Linked DNA regions of Homo sapiens: all the other regions are linked to region 3. The links are chromatin contacts, found by Hi-C or POLR2A ChIA-PET in ENCODE. All regions are on one chromosome and are shown on one strand. Each heading gives the region's core, a stretch centred on a gene start or an enhancer-like site at or near the end of the contact. The rest is flanking DNA. Distances are from core to core; before and after follow the strand shown.

What was found. Hi-C counts contacts between places; a loop is a spot of excess contacts on that map. ChIA-PET counts read pairs that join two places held with the same protein, here RNA polymerase II (POLR2A). Pooled maps may share reads with other maps.
Region 1: a loop to region 3 is called in a pooled map, with 4 times the contacts of the local background. The contact joins two enhancer-like sites. A Hi-C loop is called at or near these places in 1 of 168 maps with a recorded cell type or tissue (GM12878), 2 of 37 single-sample maps with no recorded cell type and 6 of 50 pooled maps. POLR2A ChIA-PET finds 5 or more read pairs at or near these places in 2 of 52 experiments (CD4-positive, alpha-beta T cell and OCI-LY7).
Region 2: a map of GM12878 shows a loop between it and region 3 (2.3-fold over the local background). The contact joins two enhancer-like sites. A Hi-C loop is called at or near these places in 1 of 168 maps with a recorded cell type or tissue (GM12878), 4 of 37 single-sample maps with no recorded cell type and 12 of 50 pooled maps. POLR2A ChIA-PET finds 5 or more read pairs at or near these places in 1 of 52 experiments (CD4-positive, alpha-beta T cell).

What each region holds. Positions count from the first base shown.
Region 1 is chr5:91,077,774-91,080,824 of GRCh38, reverse strand. The region is part of intron 86 of ADGRV1 (adhesion G protein-coupled receptor V1); the gene reads right to left. Among named protein-coding and RNA genes, the nearest start is that of LUCAT1, 240 kb to the left of the region's middle. Within about 2 kb of position 1,669, at least 2 of the 41 ENCODE cell types and tissues checked have a DNase peak (open chromatin) inside an H3K27ac peak, as active enhancers do.
Region 2 is chr5:91,057,389-91,060,728 of GRCh38, reverse strand. The region is part of intron 85 of ADGRV1 (adhesion G protein-coupled receptor V1); the gene reads right to left. Among named protein-coding and RNA genes, the nearest start is that of LUCAT1, 260 kb to the left of the region's middle. Within about 2 kb of position 2,053, at least 5 of the 41 ENCODE cell types and tissues checked have a DNase peak (open chromatin) inside an H3K27ac peak, as active enhancers do.
Region 3 is chr5:91,161,191-91,164,259 of GRCh38, reverse strand. ADGRV1 (adhesion G protein-coupled receptor V1) reads right to left here. Exons shown (of 90, transcript NM_032119.4): 90 at 1-478. The coding sequence ends at 360. All of the region lies in intron 6 of LOC107986432 (a long non-coding RNA gene), which reads left to right. Among named protein-coding and RNA genes, the nearest start is that of LUCAT1, 150 kb to the left of the region's middle. RefSeq lists enhancers at 1,355-1,484, 1,505-1,554. Within about 2 kb of position 1,404, at least 30 of the 41 ENCODE cell types and tissues checked have a DNase peak (open chromatin) inside an H3K27ac peak, as active enhancers do.

The sequences.
Region 1 (3,051 bases), core at 420-2,919, 84 kb after region 3:
TTCAGGAACTATACTAAATACTTATATGAATTAAAATTTTATCTTTCACACAACTGTACGAAATTAAATAGTGTTATTACACCTGCATTACATATGAGAATAGTGAGGAAAACTAGGGATGTTTTGGTACCATAAAGAGGGGCAATCTTTCTTGGAAATCAGAAGATTAAGTAGAAGATGAAGGAGTAATTTTCCAACCCTGATCACTTCAAGTTTTTTTTTTTTTTTTTTTTTTTGCAGGGTGTGCGGAGCTGGGTGTAAAGTCTAATACTACTTTTATGAAATTAGAGTTCTCTAAGTTTAAAATTTAATGTTTACATGTCACTATTACCAAGAAGAGTTTTGAAAACAAAATGGTAAGGGCAGAAGTATTGATGTGAACAACAATGGCAGCTCTGGAGAGCTTGTGAATCAACCTCTGATTCTAATCCCACAACTGAGCAGCCCTGTAAATGTGAAAACGTTTCTAAGCCTCTCATTTCCTTGATTTCCTTGTCTGACTAGAGGAAATCATACCTGCTTAATAGGCTTCATGTAAAAATTGAGATAAAATGTTTGATAGCAAACTAGTTGACTATAGTTAACAACATGTATTGTATATTTCAAAATAGCTAGAAGAGATAACTTGAAATGACCCCAGCACATTGAAATGATAAATATTCAAGGTGATGGACATCCCAAATACCCTGACATGATCATTACACATTCTATGTATGTTACAAAATGTCACATGTACCCCATAAATATGTACAGATATTATGTACATATATATATATATTAAACTGAGATAACATACGTGAAATTCTTAACACAGTGCCTGATGAATGGTGAATCGTAATGGGTGGCAGTGATGATGACAATAACCATGATGTGGACCACCAAGGTGCAAAGGGAGATGCACACCTGCACTTACATGCAGTGCCAGCCCTTTACTCTTTCTCTCACCCCCGTCCCATATCCATGCTCTATGCCCTCTGTCCACCTAGAAAAAAGATGTCAATTAAACATAATAGTTTAGTACTGAAATAGCCAGAGTTGGGGATTACCTTTGTCCTCATCCATCTCCAATTGAGACTGGTAAAAGGCAGCTCACTAAAGTAAGAAATCCAGGAAACCTGAGTTCTAGAAAGGCCCGGTCTGCCACAAGTGGTCAGCCCCTTTTCCTTCTTGGCTACATTGTAAATCAGGGGTGTTTCAACAGAAATTTAAACCTTCTCTCAAAAATATGATTTTCCTTTTTACTTTTCATGATGATGTGCAAAGCCTTAGGCAACTCCTGATGTTATTGTTCTAGGAGTTTTTCATGAGCAGTATCAAATCCTAAGTGTTTTCAGAAACAATAATGAAGAAAACAAACACTGAATGACTACACATCATCTTCCAGGCAGAGAGATTTCTGATATGAATCTTCGAGGATTGAGATCAAAAACCTAAGCAGAGAATGGGCATCCATATGTATGTGTTTTTAACATGTGGGATTTCCCCCACCACTATTGGCAAAATGTGGGAAGAGTGAACTGTGCTTCACAAAGATTTTTTCAAGCTTGAGTGGGAGTGTCTGTTCACGGTTGAGTGAGAAGCTGGGGTTTTCCTTAGGCCCCAAGGCATTGTTTTTTTAAAATGTTATTTTCAGAAATGGAGCTTGGAGTAGACTGCAAACAGGCATCTAACTGCCAAGGACATGTGAAACCTGTAATGTTGGTCATTCTGGATCCTATTCAAGTACATACTGTTACTGGGTAAGATCACTTTTACTTTACTTTAGCAGAAGCCCCAATTCTGCTTTAGGAAAAAAAATCATATCATGTTTTCCCATTTTTATTTATAAATCCTGAAGGTTTCTGCAAGCAGTAACATTTAAAAGGACAATGACATACTTACAAGTTTGATGTGAGAATAATGAGGATATTGAAACACCAGAATGTTTCAGCTACTGACTGCTTCAAATAAGCTAGCACCAAACTTAGTGACTTAAAATAATGTACTATTTCTCCCAATTCTGCAATCTGGGCTAGGCAGGTTTTCAACTCTGTGTGGTGTCCATTGGGGATGGAACCTACAAGAAGCCTTCTTCACTCACATGTCCATGTCTGGAATCAGAGCTGGTTTGCCTGACACAACTGGAGGCTGGCTGAGCCTGCCTTTGCACATGTCTGCTGCACATGGCCAGCGTGGGGTTTCTACCACCGTGGTGGTCTCTGGGTAATTGAACTTAGATGGTGGCTTCCAAGAGGAAGGAATCTAAAACTGCCATTCATCTTAAAGTCTAGGCCCATTATGAAAAAGCATCACTTCCATCACATTACATTGGTCTAAGCAAGTCCAAAGACAGTCCAGATGTAAAAGGATGAGAACTAGTCTCCATCCTTTGATGTGAGGAGTAGCACCTACATAAAAGGAGAAAAGTAACTGATGGCAGCCATCTTTGGAGACTGAAACACAGTTTATTTTATTTACCAGGAGCTCTTTCCTTTCCCTCTTTTTCCTTTGGATTTCATTTCCTTTGCTCTATTTGAAATTTTAAAAACGACAAGAGTAAAAAAGGCACTCAACTTTAGGATGTAAGGGATGAGCATTTACAATATTCACTATAAAAAGTTTTCAATAATTTTTATAATAATAATAAAATATTGATTTATATTACTATTGTTGTTCACTCTAAGGTTGAAGAAATGGAAGCATTCATCCTCAAATAATGCTCCCATGTAAGAGATGTGGCCATTACAGTACCAGGAGATTCTAAATACCTCAGGTTCACATTACATGACTAGCTGGATCCAGCCACATTTCCATTTTCATATATCATATTGAAACCTATGTGTGGGATTTTTAGAAGAAGGGGATTTGTAATCATCTACTTTCTTTCTTGATTGAAATGAATTTTCCTCTCCTGATCCATGAATCATTCCTCATATAAGAACTGGATCATGAATCAGAAAGGAGTCAGTAAATTCTAATGAGCCTAAAAAGAGAGACATGCTTATCGTTGCCAGAGATCAAAACCAAGCCCGAAAATTACAGGCTTTGTTTAAAATGCTGCTTGAGATATTG
Region 2 (3,340 bases), core at 804-3,303, 100 kb after region 3:
CATCTTTAGTCACATTAACATTTGCAGCACATTGCAATAACTGGTGATCCTAAATAACTTAAAACCATTAAGAAATCATCGGTTAAAGTTAGTCATACTCTGTTTAAAATACACTATACATTTCTTTGCACTATTATTAAAATTTTAATCATGAAATTCTGGAAATAGTAAGGTAACTTTCAATTATTAAGAAAACAGTGGCTTGGTGTGGTGGCTCATGCTTGTAACCTCAGCACTTCGGGAGGCTGAGGTTGGGGGATTTCTTGAGGCTAGGAGTTTGAAACCAGCCTTGACAACATGGTGAAACCTCGTCTCTATTAAAAAAAAAAATATATATATATATATATATACACACACACATATAAAATTGCCAGGCATGGTGGAGTGTGCCTGTAGTTCCAGCTACTTGGGAGGCTGAGGTGGGAGGATGGCTGGAGCCATAATCATGCCACTGCACTCCAGCCTGGGCAACAGAGTGTCTCAAAAAACCAAACAAACAAACAAGCAAAAGAACCAAAACTGCTGCCCCGCCCCCCAGCAACAAACAAACAAACAGCAAGAAAACAGTGACAGTGTGAGTAGATGAGGTTATATGTCCATCATTTTAAGGTTATTATCTTAAGTTGTAGATGACTTATGTCTCAAATCCAATACTCAGCTCTGTTGCAGAGCCCATTTCAATCCTGGTATCCTAATTTTTTAATTGAATAAATATGTAAGGACGTTGGTGTTTGCTGTGTAATGGGTTAGTACATAAAAATGTACTAAGATATCTAAACCCTAAATATGCTCATATTGGATTGTTGCTAGTCTATGATGTTACTATTAATTAGTATTTATTTATCATTTTTATGTGTCCTGCAATGTTACAGTTAAAACTGGAAACTTAAGAAATGTAAAAGGCCAATATGCAAGGGATATTTGATAAATGTTAAAAAGAAATATGGGCCAAAAATCTGGAGAAAACTTGAGATAGAGGTCATGAATTAATTTCAGAAGAGGAAAGTAAAACTAAAAGGAAATACAGGCTAAAATTTTATCCACTTTATGGGGAATTCCCAATATTGAGGGGGAAATGACACATTTCACTTTCCCTGAAGCTTTGAAGTGGTAAGAATTAGATCATACATATGTAGAGGCAACATTTTAAAAGTCCCAATTTGAACTGCCCTAAACTAGACACGTCTAATGAGCTAGATAGACAGATGTCAAGAGAGCTCCTTTATGATTTTTGTAAAGAAGCTTCTCAAAAGAAAATGATCTTGCTGTTGAGGGTATAATGTAGGGGGAAGGACAGAGTGAGGAGAAGCCTTTTACTGATGGGTTAGAATAATTCTGCTTGCAAAAAAAATACTGGTAATAATGAAGGCTCTGAGGCCAGATATTTGGAAGGATCCCAGGTACACCTCTTATTGACTTTGCAACTATGTAGCTTCTCCACATACTCAGTATGTAGCTTCTCCACAGCTCAGTTTTCCAAAAAATAAAATAGGGAAAACAATGGCATCTACCTTACAAGAGTGCAGTGAGAACCAAATGAGTGAATACATGTAAAGGTCTTGGATCAGAGGCTGGCATGCCGTAGGTACTCAATAAAAGATAACCATGATCACTGTCGTCTATTGCTAAGCCCAAATCCTCCTATGTATACAGTATACAAGATTTAATTTGCATTAAAAAAGAGAAGATACCAAATAGTAGAGAGGAAAGTGTGAACATTCATCACATTTATTTATGTGTCAGAGAAAAGTGCTGTGCAGTATGAGTTCAGTGAAAGAAAACAGTGCCTCAGTTGGGGTAGTCAGGAGACTTTGTGGAAGAGGCAGGTGAAATCAGCTCTTTCTCTCTTGAGTTCTTTACCGATCAGCAGGTGTGTAAGGTGACTCAGTCATGCAATTATGATTGTCTGCCTGTGTCCACAGCACGTCCGCATGAGGGGAAGGAGGAAAACTTTCCCTTTGCTACTTTTCCTCATGACTCATGTGTGTTTCTGCAAAATCAGTGTTGAAACTTGGTCCAATTTGAAAAGTCAAGGTAATGATGGGTCATTCAAAAAGAGGCACGTAATAAGGAAGCCCAACATGACACCATCACACCACCAGTGACTGACAAACCAGTCTGGCCAGTGGTGTTAGCAGCAGTAAATTGACTATTGGTTCAGGGGCTTTTCTAGGGATTTAAACTTAGGGTTTCTTATCTTCCATACTACTGTCCCACTCCCACAAAGCTTCCAAAAAGAGGGCAAAAGATGCCAAAAAAAAAAAAAGGTCAATTACCTAACGATTTTATGGAAGAGGGAGGGTTTCTAGCCTTTCAAAGCCTGCATTCTGGATGGGGTGACTGCTGGAAGATCTCAGTGTTGACTATTGGAATGCAGGCCACTATTAATATCCCTGCCATTCTGAGCTGCCCATTAGAAAGATAACAGCACTTCCTTCTTTAAAAAATAAGTTCCTTCATTGAATCTGAGCACTAGAAGGGATAGTAGAGGTCATGCCACCCTCCCTCCAGCATGATGGGTGAAGAAACCAAGTGCAAGGACTTCTGAGGCCTGCCCAGCACCTGACTGTTTAAACTCCTGGTCAGTGCTATAATGAGGCTTCTCAGCGTAAGTCAGACTCCATGGAAAAATAACCTAAAATGTTTTCAGGGACCATATTCTGCAAATAATCTAAAATCCCTTGTTAAGCAAATGTCTGAAACATTTTATTCTTTGCATATGCATTCCCAGGGGTTAGGGGACTATTGAATAAATCAAGTGTTTAGTGAACATCACACTAAACATGCTCATTCCTAAGTATAATACTCACTAGTAATACCTGGGCAGCACAGACACACGTATTCCTTCCATAAAACAGTTTTCAAAGACACCACACATCAACATTTTTGCATAATACAAAAATTCATGTAAAATAATACAACTAATTCCGTTAGAAGGAGAGAGAGCAAAGCTAGGAGGAAAGAGCAATGAACCCAAACCAACATTCTGTCACTCACAATCCCCTCTCCCACCAAGGCCCTTTCCCCATCCAAAAAAAATTGGCTTCAGTTGAAAAATATTTTATCATAAGGAATTTATTTTTGTCAACAGGATGTTCCTGTTATTTTCAAGTCTTGTAGTTTCAACAACAGGATTTCAGGGCAGTGAAATAAAATAGGAACAGCAGAGTAATTTGAATTTCTGAGCATACTCATGCATGTATAAGAAAAGTCCAAATAGTCTAAAACTGGCTTTAAACAATGTAAGGCTGTCTCCTTATGCACTTTCTAAATTTCTTCTCATTAAAAAAATGATGATCTAATAGACAGTAAATATTTTTGACTGATATTCTTAAGTTTT
Region 3 (3,069 bases), core at 155-2,654:
GCACAATGTTTCTTTATCAATAATGAAGCTGGATGATACCAAATAGATTCTATTGCTTTATTGATTATTACTTTCATTAAACAATGTTAGCCATATAGGATGATTAAAAAAACAACTAATATCCTTGGAATATGAACATCCTATTAACTGATACAAACTGACTCCACCTTTCTTATAGCAGTGAATTTTCAGGTCACATACAATCAGTAATTTATACTCCAAATACAACAATCACGTTTGTATTAATCATCCAGTACAATTCACAGGTTCCTATTACACAGGTGGATGTACTTAGAGAGTTTTAGCACAAAAGCTGATACAAATATGAAAGTGTGCTCAGTCGAATGGTTAGTGAGGTGCTACAGGTGAGTGTCGGCGATGGGTATCCTCCTGAGCTCCACGATCTGGGAGTCAGTCAAGGTGCCCCCCTCCTGGCTGCCTTGACCAGATTCATTATCACTGACACTGAGACCAGCACCTGCCACAGAAATAGAATGAACACAAAAATCCAAACTATTAGTGCAGTGAATTCTTAAGAATCAATTTACATTAGGTCCAAGCCTGTTTATTTCTATTATATTAGTAAAAAATAAGCCATACATTTAGAATAGATATTATTAATACCTAACAATTATGAAACTATCTTTTACATTTCCTTTGGCAGTTTTTTAAATTGTACGGATTAATTTCTAAAGACACACATTTGGGTTCTCAATCTTTACTGTTTGTTTTTCACATGGTGGGCAGGTGTAACCTACTACCACAATATAATCTCTCAATTGAGGGCTCATCAAAATAGAAAATCAGTCAGGTTATTAGACTTTTTCACCAGTGGGGTAGGATTTGCTGTTACAAAACATATAGGCCCCGAATTCATATGCACTGAGGTCCATCACTTGAGATTCAGTGTTGGGCAGTGATCTGAGAAGAAAGACAGGCATGTGAGAACACCTGGAGTCACACCAGTGCCCTGAAGACATTGGCTTTGAATGATTCAGATCTGATCCTAAGATAAAAATAATTACGTAACACAGTGCCAAAATAGATCCACACAGGAATTCCACCACAGTAGTTACTGTTAACTACTGACAGCGCTCAGAATCTGTTTTGAGGAAGCTCCACTATTCATTACTTTTTTTTTCACAACTCAGATAATTGAGAAAAAACTATGCTAGAGTAACACCTTGTTCTTTTCTTTTTCTTTCATATTTCTAGAGAACAATGTTCTTTTCTTTTGTAATAACGTTCAGAGGAACACATAAACTCTCATCCTCTCTACACACACACAATGGGGATGTGGTCATAGGGTGTGCTGGATGAATCACCAGAGGTTACCAGGGCCAGCCCCACTAGACTCTGCAAACAAGGAGGAAAGTGAAAAACCGGTTGCTCAGGCAGCTGGGATTTCCCTTTCTGTCTGAGAGGAAGAAAAGGCAATTCTGCAGAGTTGACAGTTGTGGGAAAATGGTGAATTGGCTTAATCTTAGCCTATCTGGAGATGGAAGCCAGAGCCTACTAGTGACCTTCTAGCCAAGCCCTCCTTCTTCTGGGTCTCTGACCTTCGCACTCTCTCTGTTAAAGGCCGCTGTTGAAACTCCACTTCCTCTCTTTGCTTCTGTGACATGGTACTTGCCCATCTTATCCTCTGATCTGCTGGCTCTTTCTAGATCTATTCTGCTTTCTCATACACTTCCTCCTGCTGCCTCATTTCTGGAGGCCTTGTTTTCTGCCCTGTCTCAAGGCCTGCAGGATCCTCTTGCCTGCACTCTCTCCTAATGTCTCACTAGGGTTTCCAAGCTCAGGACACGGAGCAGCAGGTCACTGCCTTTTCACACGACGTTCTTATGCTGGCACCTCTGCCTGGGGTGCTCTTCTCACTTCCCACCTCCTTCATCTGGCTGCCTCCACTCTTCCTACCAATATCAACTCTGCTATCCCTTGAAACATGATGATTCTCTTTTAAAATTTCTGACCCCCCCACTGGATTATGTCCTTCCTATCTTTCTGTCTCCTAGCTCATAGGACAGTGCTCAGTACACTGCAGGTGTTCAGCAAATGTGTGCTGAATGTAGTATTAAACTGTGCTCTGCATCCTAAGTCGTGAACCTGCCTGCTCCATCTCATCTCCTGTTCTGTTCCTCTGGTCTGTTCTGTATTCCACTGCCCTCTCCTTCTCAAGAACGAGTGTTAGTTCCTATTGCCAGTTACACTGAGTTGGGAACCCTCTGCTTTGGCTTTCATATCAGTCTTTAATCTGTCTCTAGCCTATCAAATAGATGTATCCCAACCATTGCCTTTTGGAGCGCTTTCTCTGAAACTGATCAGGTCTCCTGATGCCCTGAATGCACCATGTTAATTCCAGCCTGAATGTCTTCCTGCCTGCCCATCAGGGCCCATCTCTATACCTTTTTACAGATACTTATTTTTCCATCTCCTCAAAATAGGGAGCTGGAGGACATAAAATGTGAAAAGTTCTCATCCCTGACAAAATCATTAATCACCTCCCCTTTATTCTCTCACACTGCCCAGGTTTTGATGATAAATTTAATAATACTCCTATCTACAATGTATACATAAGCCATAAAGCAAAATGCTTAACAAACACTCATAAACTCCTTTCTTCAAGAACCAGAATATTGCCAGTGACAATGTATTTTTAAAAATTTACTAAGTTGCTAAAATTTACCAATTAATACATTTCACATCAAAAAAATCAGATTTCTGGTTTCTCTTGAAAAAAAAAAAAAAAAACTAACAAAAACAACAACCAGAAGATCAGGCAACATTGGGCCTGCATTTCCGCATTACAAAACAAAACAAAAAACAACAACAAAAAACCCATGGACCAGGCAGTCCTTCAGTTTGTCTCTGTTTTCACCCAGCCCTCTTCAATCATTTATGGACTACCATAAATAATGCTTGGCCCCCGAAGGTAACATTTGTGTCTACTTCCAGGCCTTCGAAGGACAAATGGCCCATGCTTCTCTGCTGGGAACAGGAGAACCGTGTTATGTGGAAGAACCTCAGTGAACTGGCGAGACAGTGGCCATTCTATAAGGAGGTGACTAA